Regions from separate parts of the Homo sapiens genome. Here region 1 is linked to region 2. A link is a contact called in ENCODE Hi-C or POLR2A ChIA-PET data. All regions are on one chromosome and are shown on one strand. The core of a region is the stretch at or near the end of the contact, and the rest is flanking DNA. Distances in the headings are between cores, read along the strand shown.

The links. A loop is a pair of places that touch in the nucleus more often than their neighbours do. ChIA-PET counts read pairs that join two places held with the same protein, here RNA polymerase II (POLR2A). Pooled maps may share reads with other maps.
Region 1: a map of ascending aorta shows a loop between it and region 2 (3-fold over the local background). The contact joins two enhancer-like sites. A Hi-C loop is called at or near these places in 3 of 168 maps with a recorded cell type or tissue (aorta, ascending aorta and cardiac septum) and 3 of 50 pooled maps. POLR2A ChIA-PET finds 5 or more read pairs at or near these places in 1 of 52 experiments (activated T-cell).

What each region holds. Positions count from the first base shown.
Region 1 is chr5:139,021,424-139,026,502 of GRCh38, forward strand. All of the region lies in intron 6 of SIL1 (SIL1 nucleotide exchange factor), which reads right to left. Among named protein-coding and RNA genes, the nearest start is that of LRRTM2, 150 kb to the left of the region's middle. Within about 2 kb of position 1,293, at least 2 of the 41 ENCODE cell types and tissues checked have a DNase peak (open chromatin) inside an H3K27ac peak, as active enhancers do; they include ascending aorta, where a contact is called at or near this core.
Region 2 is chr5:138,971,964-138,976,779 of GRCh38, forward strand. The region is part of intron 7 of SIL1 (SIL1 nucleotide exchange factor); the gene reads right to left. It overlaps LOC124901079 (a long non-coding RNA gene), which reads left to right. Exons shown (of 2, transcript XR_007058954.1): 2 at 1-3,976. Among named protein-coding and RNA genes, the nearest start is that of LRRTM2, 99 kb to the left of the region's middle. Within about 2 kb of position 3,293, at least 20 of the 41 ENCODE cell types and tissues checked have a DNase peak (open chromatin) inside an H3K27ac peak, as active enhancers do; they include ascending aorta, where a contact is called at or near this core.

The DNA.
Region 1 (5,079 bases), core at 43-2,542, 47 kb after region 2:
TAAGAAAAGGTTTGTAAAAACCAATTTTTTAATACTCTTAAATTTGAGAACTCCTAATTCATCTAACACGATTGATGAGCACCTGCGTGGGAATCAGCAGAAATGACACCTAGCTATTGCTTATGCCAAACATGTCCTGGAAAATTCTAATATCATAATGAGTCACAAAGCTTGCTCCTAATGTACAAGCTGTTAACACAAAGAATCTGGCGTCATCAGCACCACTAAATGGTGCCATGCTTCCTGCTGATGTCCAATCCCAATGGGGACAGTGGAGGCAGATTTTTAAAGCTGATTTTAAATTAGAAGCTAGGGACTATAAAAGGAGCCCTGTTATTGGGAGGGGGGTTGCCGTAAGAGTGCTGGGGAGGGGGGAATAACAATAGTACCTTTCTCTTGCATCTCAGGTTGACTGCATCTGAAGACATTCATGATAAAATATGCAAGAAAATCGCTCTCCCAAAGGTTTCTGTCTAAGCCTGTGCTACTGGCTAGTGGCTATGTATCAGACAGTGCAGAACATTTCTATCATTACATAAAGTTCTATTCAACAGCATTGGTCTAGGCTATCATTTAAGCTCCAAATCCCCAAGTCCGGATTCTCTCTTTTACTCTATAGCGGATCTCATTACCCACAGTTTATTAGTACCCTGGAACAAGACAACTCGCTTTCCTCAGAAAGGTCACTGGATCCTGTTTTCTACATGTACCCGCTACAGTCTCCCTCGAATATATCTTTGTTGCCACAAAGGCTGCATCTTGCCCATATGCTAATCCCACGCTATCAATCATGAGGAAAACTCAGGAAGCTGAAGCCCAACAACTGTGGCTGCTACCCATCTTTCTCCTCCAGATTCCACAGGGCCCCTTCCCAACTGCATCCTTGCCTCTCTGAACTAGGAGAGGACTCTGACAGAGAAATCAAGTGTGAGGATTGGTATTTGACTGTGCTAGTGTTTTGTGGTGGCCTAGCCTGTTGTTGCCACTTGAAAAATCATATTCATACACATTTGGATGGAATCTCCATGACAGCAGGGGTTTTGTCTGTCTGTCCACGCTTGTAGCTCCAGGGACTAGGATGGTGCTGAGCATATGGTTAGGTGTTCAATGAATAACTGTTGCATTAATGAGTATGAATTTGATCAGAAAAGAATGTTCCTGAAATAAAGCTCCAGTGTGAATAAAAAGGCAATCTGGGGTATCTGTGCCAACAAAATGAATGGGCCTCTGGTACCGCAGACATGAAGTAATGGCTAAACCAGGTTGTGAAGTAAGCATGAAGTCTGCTCTGCCATGTGGCCCCAGGCCATGGACATTTTTCTGCCCCAAACTGTTCTTATGAAGAGGAATAACTGGTTGAGCCACAGCCCAGCTAACTAGGGAGACTCAGGGTTGGGTGCTTTGCTGACATAAGCACCTTCCTTCCTTCCCTACATGCTCTAATTTTACAATGTAAGAATTCACTACCTATTCTTTGGTTGTCCTTCCTCTGGGTTTTCTGGATACAAAACTATGGCTCAGAATCCTGTCATACCACGCCTGGAATGGCCACTTATAAAGCTGGTATGAGTTCCTAGCAGAGCAGCTGCCACTCGGTCAGCTCCAAAGCAACACAGCCCAGAATCATGGACCTTCTGTTCTAGAGTCAGTTTATCTACTATTACTACAATGATAATTCAGCATGATAGAAATGCAGACATTTATATAAGCACTTCAGCCTTTTTGGGATGTTTTCTCATGGTTTACTTCACTAACAGTGAGGAAGAAACGATTCATTCTGCCCAGTGCACATCAAAAGCTGGGCCCCCCCCTGGTGACATACAGGAGAAACCATGACCATAGCCCAGGTCCACAGCTCCCCATCTCGGTCTGGGGCCAAAACTGTTCTCAGGCTGCCTTCGGGGTGGGGTGGGACAGGCAGAGAGGAAGAGGAGGAGGGAGTGCAGGAGGGAACTATGCCAACACCCTGGAGGAAAGGAAAGAAGCAGGGCACTGATAAGACAATGAGAGAATGGGAAACAGCGAAGGGGAAAAATGGTGGCACACAGCTGAGGAGACACGTGGGAGAAGGCAAATGTACTGCCCGAGGTAGATGGGGCGGACGGAGGCCGCTCCTCATAAATAACTCACCATCTGTTTCCACACACAAGGTTTTGCTTTTCACATATCCTGTTTAATAATTCAAATATGGCTGTGAGGAAGCCTGGCAGACCTGGTTTGGGTCCTTGGAGCCTACAGCTCCTCAAACCACCATTCAGTGAGTCTGGAATGAGAAAGGACTGGGGAAGTTCCTGGCTAGGAAAGTGCCATCTTCCTTAAAACTAGTACTACATCACCCCAAGCCCCCATCACAACTGGGACTCGGGCCGAGTTGTGTCTTACTTAATCCCCCAGTGAAATCACAGCTTAACATTGCTGCATGGCAGCCTGATGCACCAGCCCTTCCAGTCAAAACACCAATGATCCAGAACATTTCTCTGCCAACAGACAAATTTGGCTTCTGCCAGGGACTGATTTTGGGATGACCTCAGGATGGGTCTGGTGAGGTGGCCTGTGAAAGCAGAATGGGGATGTCACCTTAGGGAAGACACTGCCAAGTGACAAAGAGCCTACAAGGGAAAACAAAGAACTTTGTTGGGGCAATGCTAGCCCAAGCCTCCTGTGGACTCACACCCTTCCAGGTATGATAAGCTCTCCAGTCATTTTGGTGTTTCATGTGCAAGAGCCCATGGTGACCTGATACCTAAAGATTCATCCAAATATGTTAAGATGAGAAAAAATAGAAGCTGTCAACATCAAAGGAGGACTGAGTTGGCAAATAACCCCTTATATCCTTAATCCTTTAAATATCTCTAATGGAAAAGCTGTTGGAGTTCTTGGTTTTTACCCTGGAGAGTAAGACTGGAAAGGGGAAAGAGAACCGAGGTTCATTTTTTTTCTCTAAGAGGATCAGAGTCCTGCTATTTGAGGCCTGAGAAAGAGTTATGAGCAGAGAAAGAAGATGAAGAGGCTGCCCCATAATTCCTATGGATACAGTGCATACTCATCCTCTTTCACCACAGATGCTGGCAAAATCCTAAAGGAAGAAAGCATGTCTTTTAGCCCAGTTTACAGAGAACAAGGGCACTGTCGTGCATGGTGCATGGGAGGACATTGAGGATCTGTGTCTTGACAAGGATCTCAAACAAGCCTTTGATTATGATTACACAGCCTCCTGGGCCACTGTTGCCCCTAGTCTGGATTACTGCAATAGCCTCCTATCTGGTCTCTGCTTCTACCAAGCCCCCCACCTGCAGTCTAATTCTCAACACAGTAGCTGGAGGAATCCTTTTAAAAGTAAGTCAGATCACATCATTCTTCTGCTCAATATCCTTCAATAATATGCAAGTTCACTCTTTTCCATGGCCTACAGGCCCTCTATATTCTTCCTCCCATTATCTCTCTGAGCTGTATGTACTTCTTCTCTGCCTGCTCTCAGCTCCAGCTGATTCAAACACACTAGGCATGTTCCCACCACCGGGCTTCCACACTTGCTCTTCCTCCAGCCAGAGATGCCCCTTCTCAATGCTGCCAGTTCCTATCTCGCCATAGTTTCTATTTTTCTACAGTATTTATTACCTACAAACATATTACATATAATTACTTCTTTCTTATGCTTGTCTATCTGCTTCTGCTAGAAGGTTAAGCCCTAATTTTGTTCATAGACGTATCTCAAGTGCCTGGAACAGTGCCTGGGAGTTAGTAGACACTTGATTTATTTATTGAATAAATCAATGGCTTTTATTGGCTCCTTGTTAGCTCCACCTTTTGAGCTTAATTCAAAAGGTACCAGTTGCCTTTGAGAAACAGAGTGGCCAAAAGTTTTAGAGCACAGAGTTTAGGGTCAGACAGACCTTGCTGCAAATTCCAGCTCTACCACTCACTAGGCTGGATGATCTTGAGCAATTACATAATCTCTCTGTGCCTCATTTTCCTCGGTTATAAAATGGGATTAATAGTGGTACCTACTCATAGGGCAGCCACGGAAGTCAATGAATTAATGCATACAGAGCACTTGAAGCAGTGCCTGGTATATGACAACACTCAACAAATATTAGTTATTATAAGTCTGATCAGTTACTTCCCTGCTTCAAACTCTCTAGTGGTTCTTAGGATCAAGGCTAAAATCATAAAGAGCATGATATCTCCAACCTCACCTCTCCAGCCCCCGAACCTTCCCACTTCATCTATGCTCCCCTCCAGGCCGCTGTGCTCCAGTCACTCCAATCTTTTCCAGGCCCTCAATCTCCCCAAGCTTGTCCCTGCCCTAGAATCTCTGCACATGTTGTTTCCTCTAGCTGGAATGCTCTAATCTAAGGATTGGCAAACTTTTTCTAAAGGGCCTGGTAGTAAATATTTTTGACTTTGTGAGCCATATGGTCTCTGTCACAACTACTCAATTCTGCCATTGTGGCATAAAAACAGCAATAAACAATGCATGAACAAATAGGGGTTGCTGTGCCCCAATAAAATTTTATTTAGGAAAGGAGGTGTTGGGCCAGATTTGACCTATGGGCAGTAGTTTGCCATCCCCTGCTCTAGTCCCCCCTCTTCACCCAGCCAACCCCAATCATCCTATAACGCTTGGCCTAAATGTCACATCCTCTGAGAAGCCTCCCTTATTGTCCATGACTAGGCTCTAAGTTCTCCAGTTACATATTCTTACATCACCCTCTGGAGCCCTCATTACAATCTTAAATTATCTCATTATTTAATTAATTTGTTCAATTGTTCATTATTCAATTACTTCCTCTTCCAGGCTATAAGCTGCATAACTAGGACTATGTCTATTTTATCTCTGTGGTACCCTCAGAGGTACTAAAGAAGGTACCACTCCACATGAAAAAGAGGTTGGCTGGCCAGGCATGGTGGCTCAAGCCTGTAATCCCAGCACTTTGGGAGGACAAGGTGGGTGGATCACTTGAGGTTAGGAGTTCAAGACCAGCCTGGCCAACATAGTGAAACCCTATCTCTATCAAAAATACAAAAAATTAGCTGGGCGTGGTGGTGCACACCTGTAATCCCTGTTGCTCGGAAGGC
Region 2 (4,816 bases), core at 2,043-4,542:
CCCTTCTCAAGCGTGTCCAAAACTCAGGTCTCCTTCAGGCCACACAGATGACACCCTCCAAAAGCCCAGAATGAGCTCTGTAGGGTCCCTGGGGAGAGCTGAGACATAGGAGGCCTCGTTGTTCCAAGGCCAGCTGGGGATAAGGGTTATGGGGACCTTTGGAAGCCAGATCCAGCAGGAGAATCATGAGGCTTCAGTTCCTGAGCTCTGCACATTCTTAAGTGATTCCGTTGACTTCACCAACAACCTGGGGCCCGCCGAAAGCAGTGGTGCTAGCCAACATCTGGTCACCAAGTTCTTTCTGCCACCATTACTTGTCCACTGAGCCTGTCCCTAGAAATGCAGAAAGACAAAGCTCAGCTCCCATGTGGAGTACTTAAATGCTCTAGCCATGCCTGGTACTCACAGCCACATTTGAAGGTCTGGTTCAACGCAGCCATGCTGGGTCCAGATGTAAGAACCTCAAGCTGGGCTAAAAAGCAGCTTTCCCATGGGTGAACCCTCTGGCTCAGAGCTCCTCAGGCTGGCTCTGCTGCTGCTCCACACATGCCACAATTTACTACAGCTGTTAAGAGCCCCAGAGACAAGAAAGCTCCTCCTTCCCACTTGTTCCCTGCCCTTCTTCAGCACAGGCTGGAACCAAGCACCAGCCAAACCTGGAGAGAACCTCAGAAACTATGACCCCACCCCACAAACTGAGCTCACACAATTTTTCTTGAGCCACAAACTAATTTTTGTTAATCCCAGAGAAACAGTTCAAACAGCAACTAACCTTTTTCTTCCTTCACAACTATTAAACTTGGACAAATACCTCAAAATAGTACATGAACCAAGAGTTTAATCCTTCTCCCCAGAGGCAAAGAGAGGACTATGTGGGTAACATGAGGGTAAAACCCTGGGTCCACCAAGTCCAGGACAAACGGGTCCTGGGTCCTCAGGCAAGGGGGACAGAGGGGCAATAAGAGCAGAAGGGAGGACAACCCAGGGCTGAGGCCCCAGTGATGGGGGTAGAGAAGCCCTTGTTCAGTCCCAGCATGGAGCTGAGGCTGGCCACAGTATTCCTACAGTACAGCAGGAGCGACACCTGCCTGCCACCTGGCTGAAGGGATCTGGGCAAACTGATGAGTCCACCCCCAAGCCCAAGCCAATTAAAGGTTATCCTTATACAATTAAAGGTTGTGTAACATATGTAACAAACCTGCGCGTTGTGCACAGGTACCCTAGAACTTGAAGTATTTAAAAAAAAAAAAAAAAAAAAAAGGTTGTGTAAGAATAAAGTGGCCCAGAGAATGATCATGAATGCTAAAACACAGAATCCAAAGGGCTCATGCCAGAAAACCCAACAGCAACTTCTGTGTCTTATTTTATAATAAGTAATTTAAATAATTATAAATCATGTAAGTTCATGGTAAAGAAAAAAAAAATCAAGCAGTATAGAAGAGTGCAAAATAGAAAGGAAAAGTCCCTGTTTCTCAGACCATCAGAGGTAAGAGCAGAGTTTTTTCTTTTTTCTTTTGAGACAGGGTCTCGCCCTGTCACCCAAGCTGGAGTACAGTGGTGTGATCACAGCTCACTACATCCCTGAGCTCCCAGGCTCAACTGATCCTCCTGTTGCAGCTTCCTATGTAGCTGGGACTAGACATATGCCACTGCACCTGACTAAATTTTTTTTTAATATAGAGCTGAGGTCTCACTATGTTACCCTCAAACTTCTGGGCTCAAGTGATCTTCCCGCCTCCCAGAATGCTGGGACTACAAGTGTGAGCCACCGTGTCCAGCCTTGACTAATTTGTTGTTGTGATTGTAGAGACTAAGTCCCACTATGTTGCCCAGGCTGGTCTCAAACTCCAGGCTCAAGTGATCCTCCTGCCTCAGCCTCCCAAAGTTCTAGGACTACAGGCATGAGCCATCACGCCCGGCCCAGATTTTTATATCACATATTTAAAAATATATGTGCAATATAAATTTATATATAAATCTTTACCCATTTACTTTTTATATGAATGGATCACGCTTCTACACATGCTATTTTCAATGTAGAGACCCTACTCTCCAGAAAGAAGAGGCTCCTCAGGTCTCTCCGTGCACCCCTTGATATCAAATTGAGCAGCAAACAGAAGAGAACAGGGGTGGCTGGTCATATTTTAAAAGACTCCAGGATACACTAACATTCCAGAACCAAAAGCTAAATCCAAAGAGCTCCTCAGGAAAGCGTGAACTCGGCTGCAACGGGGTCTCTCTCTACAGGCCAGGGAGAGGGAAGGCAGCCTTTATAAACCGTTCCTCTTGGGCTCTCCTGCCTGTGGCTGTTAGCTTCACCTCCCCCAACTTGCCATCTGAGGGCCTTCATTCTTCACTGTCATGCCTGTCACCACCTCTGTCCTCCCCCTTTGGGCCTGCTCTACAGCCTCCGCACTGCTCTGAAACATCACCACTGGCAGGACTGTGCAACTGAGAACAACAGGAGATGACCTCACGGCCTTTACATTCTAATGCCAGCTCCCAATTACTTGTACTGTTGAATAATTGAAAGAGGAGAATAATCCACTCAGCTGATTTGGGAAGCCAGCCAGGCACACAGATTATCTCAGAGTGAATTATTCACACTAGGGATAATTGGGAGTTGCCCAAACTTCTATTTGTAGTTCAGGCATCACGTGGAAGAACATTCGGTATGGAAAGTATGAAAGCTGGAGAGGGAAGGAGCCCCTGTTTCCGGGCCTGGGTTTCCTTTATGTTGCTTGGGAAGTCAATGCTCCTCTCTCGGTCTCACTCAGAGTCGGTGAGCACAATGATGATGATGATATTAACATTAACAATATTTTAGTGACAGCTCTTGCTGTATTTCCTTACAATGTGCTGTGTTCTGTGCTATGAGCTTCATGTGTATCATCCTACATTATCTCATTTAATCCTCACATGAGTCTGTGAAGCACCACTGTCTTCTTCATCTCTGAGCTGAGGAAGCTGAGGCTTAGGTTAAGTAACTTGCCCAGAGATATACAGCAACAAGCTGTATGTCCATCCATAGACCAGGATCTTACTCAAGAAGTTCTTTTGCCACACACCTCTTACCTCTCCCACTTTTAAGAGTCTTCCTTACACAAGACATAAAACTGTAAAGGATAAAAACACCCCATTTTTAGTATAATACTGTCTACTCTCATCTTGAAATTACTGGATTTCAAGGTAAGAAAAATGGCTCCCTCCTCTGAAGGTTGGCAAGAAGCCTATAGGAAGGGGCTGGTCAGCTGGTCAATCCATTTCGAGAAATCCAGTGTCTGGAAGCACAAGCCACTGGCAGACTTCCAGAAGAGCTCAGCCTTCTCTCATGATCAAAGACTCAAAAATGAAACCACTGTCCTCCCCCTGACACGCCACCACTTCAGCCAAGAGGCAGCTACTGAGCTGGGCAGCTCAGCACCGTGAGGCCAGAGCATGGGGGAAGGGCATAGGCTCAGTGAGCTGCAAGGAACACCTGCCTCAGACAAGGGTCCATGAGGTGACTGACTGTCCCTGCATGTGTGGGGTCTCCTTCCACAGTGCCTAGGACAGAGTCCCCAGATACTAGGTGTGGTGCCAGTCTCCAGCACGGTCACCGGCGATCCCCACCAGCGATCCCAGCCTTTGTGTTGGTGCCTCCCACATTAACTATAGATGATCTATGTGACCAAAAGAATAAAGAGGAAGTGATGATGTCGAATTCTAAGGCTAGGCCACAAAAAGAACTGAAGTTTCCATCTTGCTGTCCTATGTTGTTCACTCTGGGGGAAGCCATGGGGAGACCTGCACAGCCCTGTGGAGAAACTCACAGAGAGAGAAACCGAGGCCTCTCACCAACAACTGGCACCAACCAGCCAGGCGTGTAAACTGGAAGCAGATTCTCATACCCAGTCAACACCCTGCCTACATTTCCAAATTCCTGACCCAAAGAAACAGAAAAATAATAAACTATTACTGTTGTTTTAACCCACTACATCTGAGAATAATTTGTTATACAACAACACATAGCTAATAAACTGGACAAGAGGGAAAAGAGCTGCTTCACAGCATTGTTTCCAGAAGTGTGACGTATCCATAGAAGAACCAAACCTGGTGTCAGGGCCAGAGGCCACCAAAGGCCCTGACTAAGCCCCTAAGGTCTTAGAACACTATATGAGAAAAAACAATGACCTTCACGGCCCAGATATTCCAGCCCTCCAGTCAAGGAAAAGCTTGCAGAAAATATTCACGATGCCCATACCTCTGCCTCCAGTCAGGATGACAATAACAACAATATTAGAAGCTACCATTACTGAATGCTTACTATGTGCCCGGTGCATGCTCAGTATTCTTATATTACCTCTCTTTTTTTTTTTTTTTTTTTTGAGGCGGAGTCTCACTCTGTCACCCAGACTGGAATGCAGTGGCACGATCTCAGCTTACTGCAACCTCTGCCTCCTGGGTTCAAGTGATTCTCCTGCTTCAGCCTCCCAAGTAGCTGGGATTACAGGCACGCGCCACCATACCTGGCTAATTTTTTGTATTTTTAGTAGAGACGGGGTTTTGCCATGTTGGCCAGGCTGGTCTCAAACCCCTGAGCTCAGGAGATCCACCCGCCTCAGCCTCCCAAAGTGCTAGGATTAACAGACTTGAGCCACCACGCAGGCCATTACCTCCCTTATTCTTCATTGCAATCCTCAGAGGAAGCACATAGTAGGGACTCAATAAATATTTGCTAAATGAGTAAATAAACCACCATTAGGAGTTCGTCTCTATAACTGATCTATGTCCTTTTGGTATAATTTCAACTTTCTATATTACGTATTACTTTAAC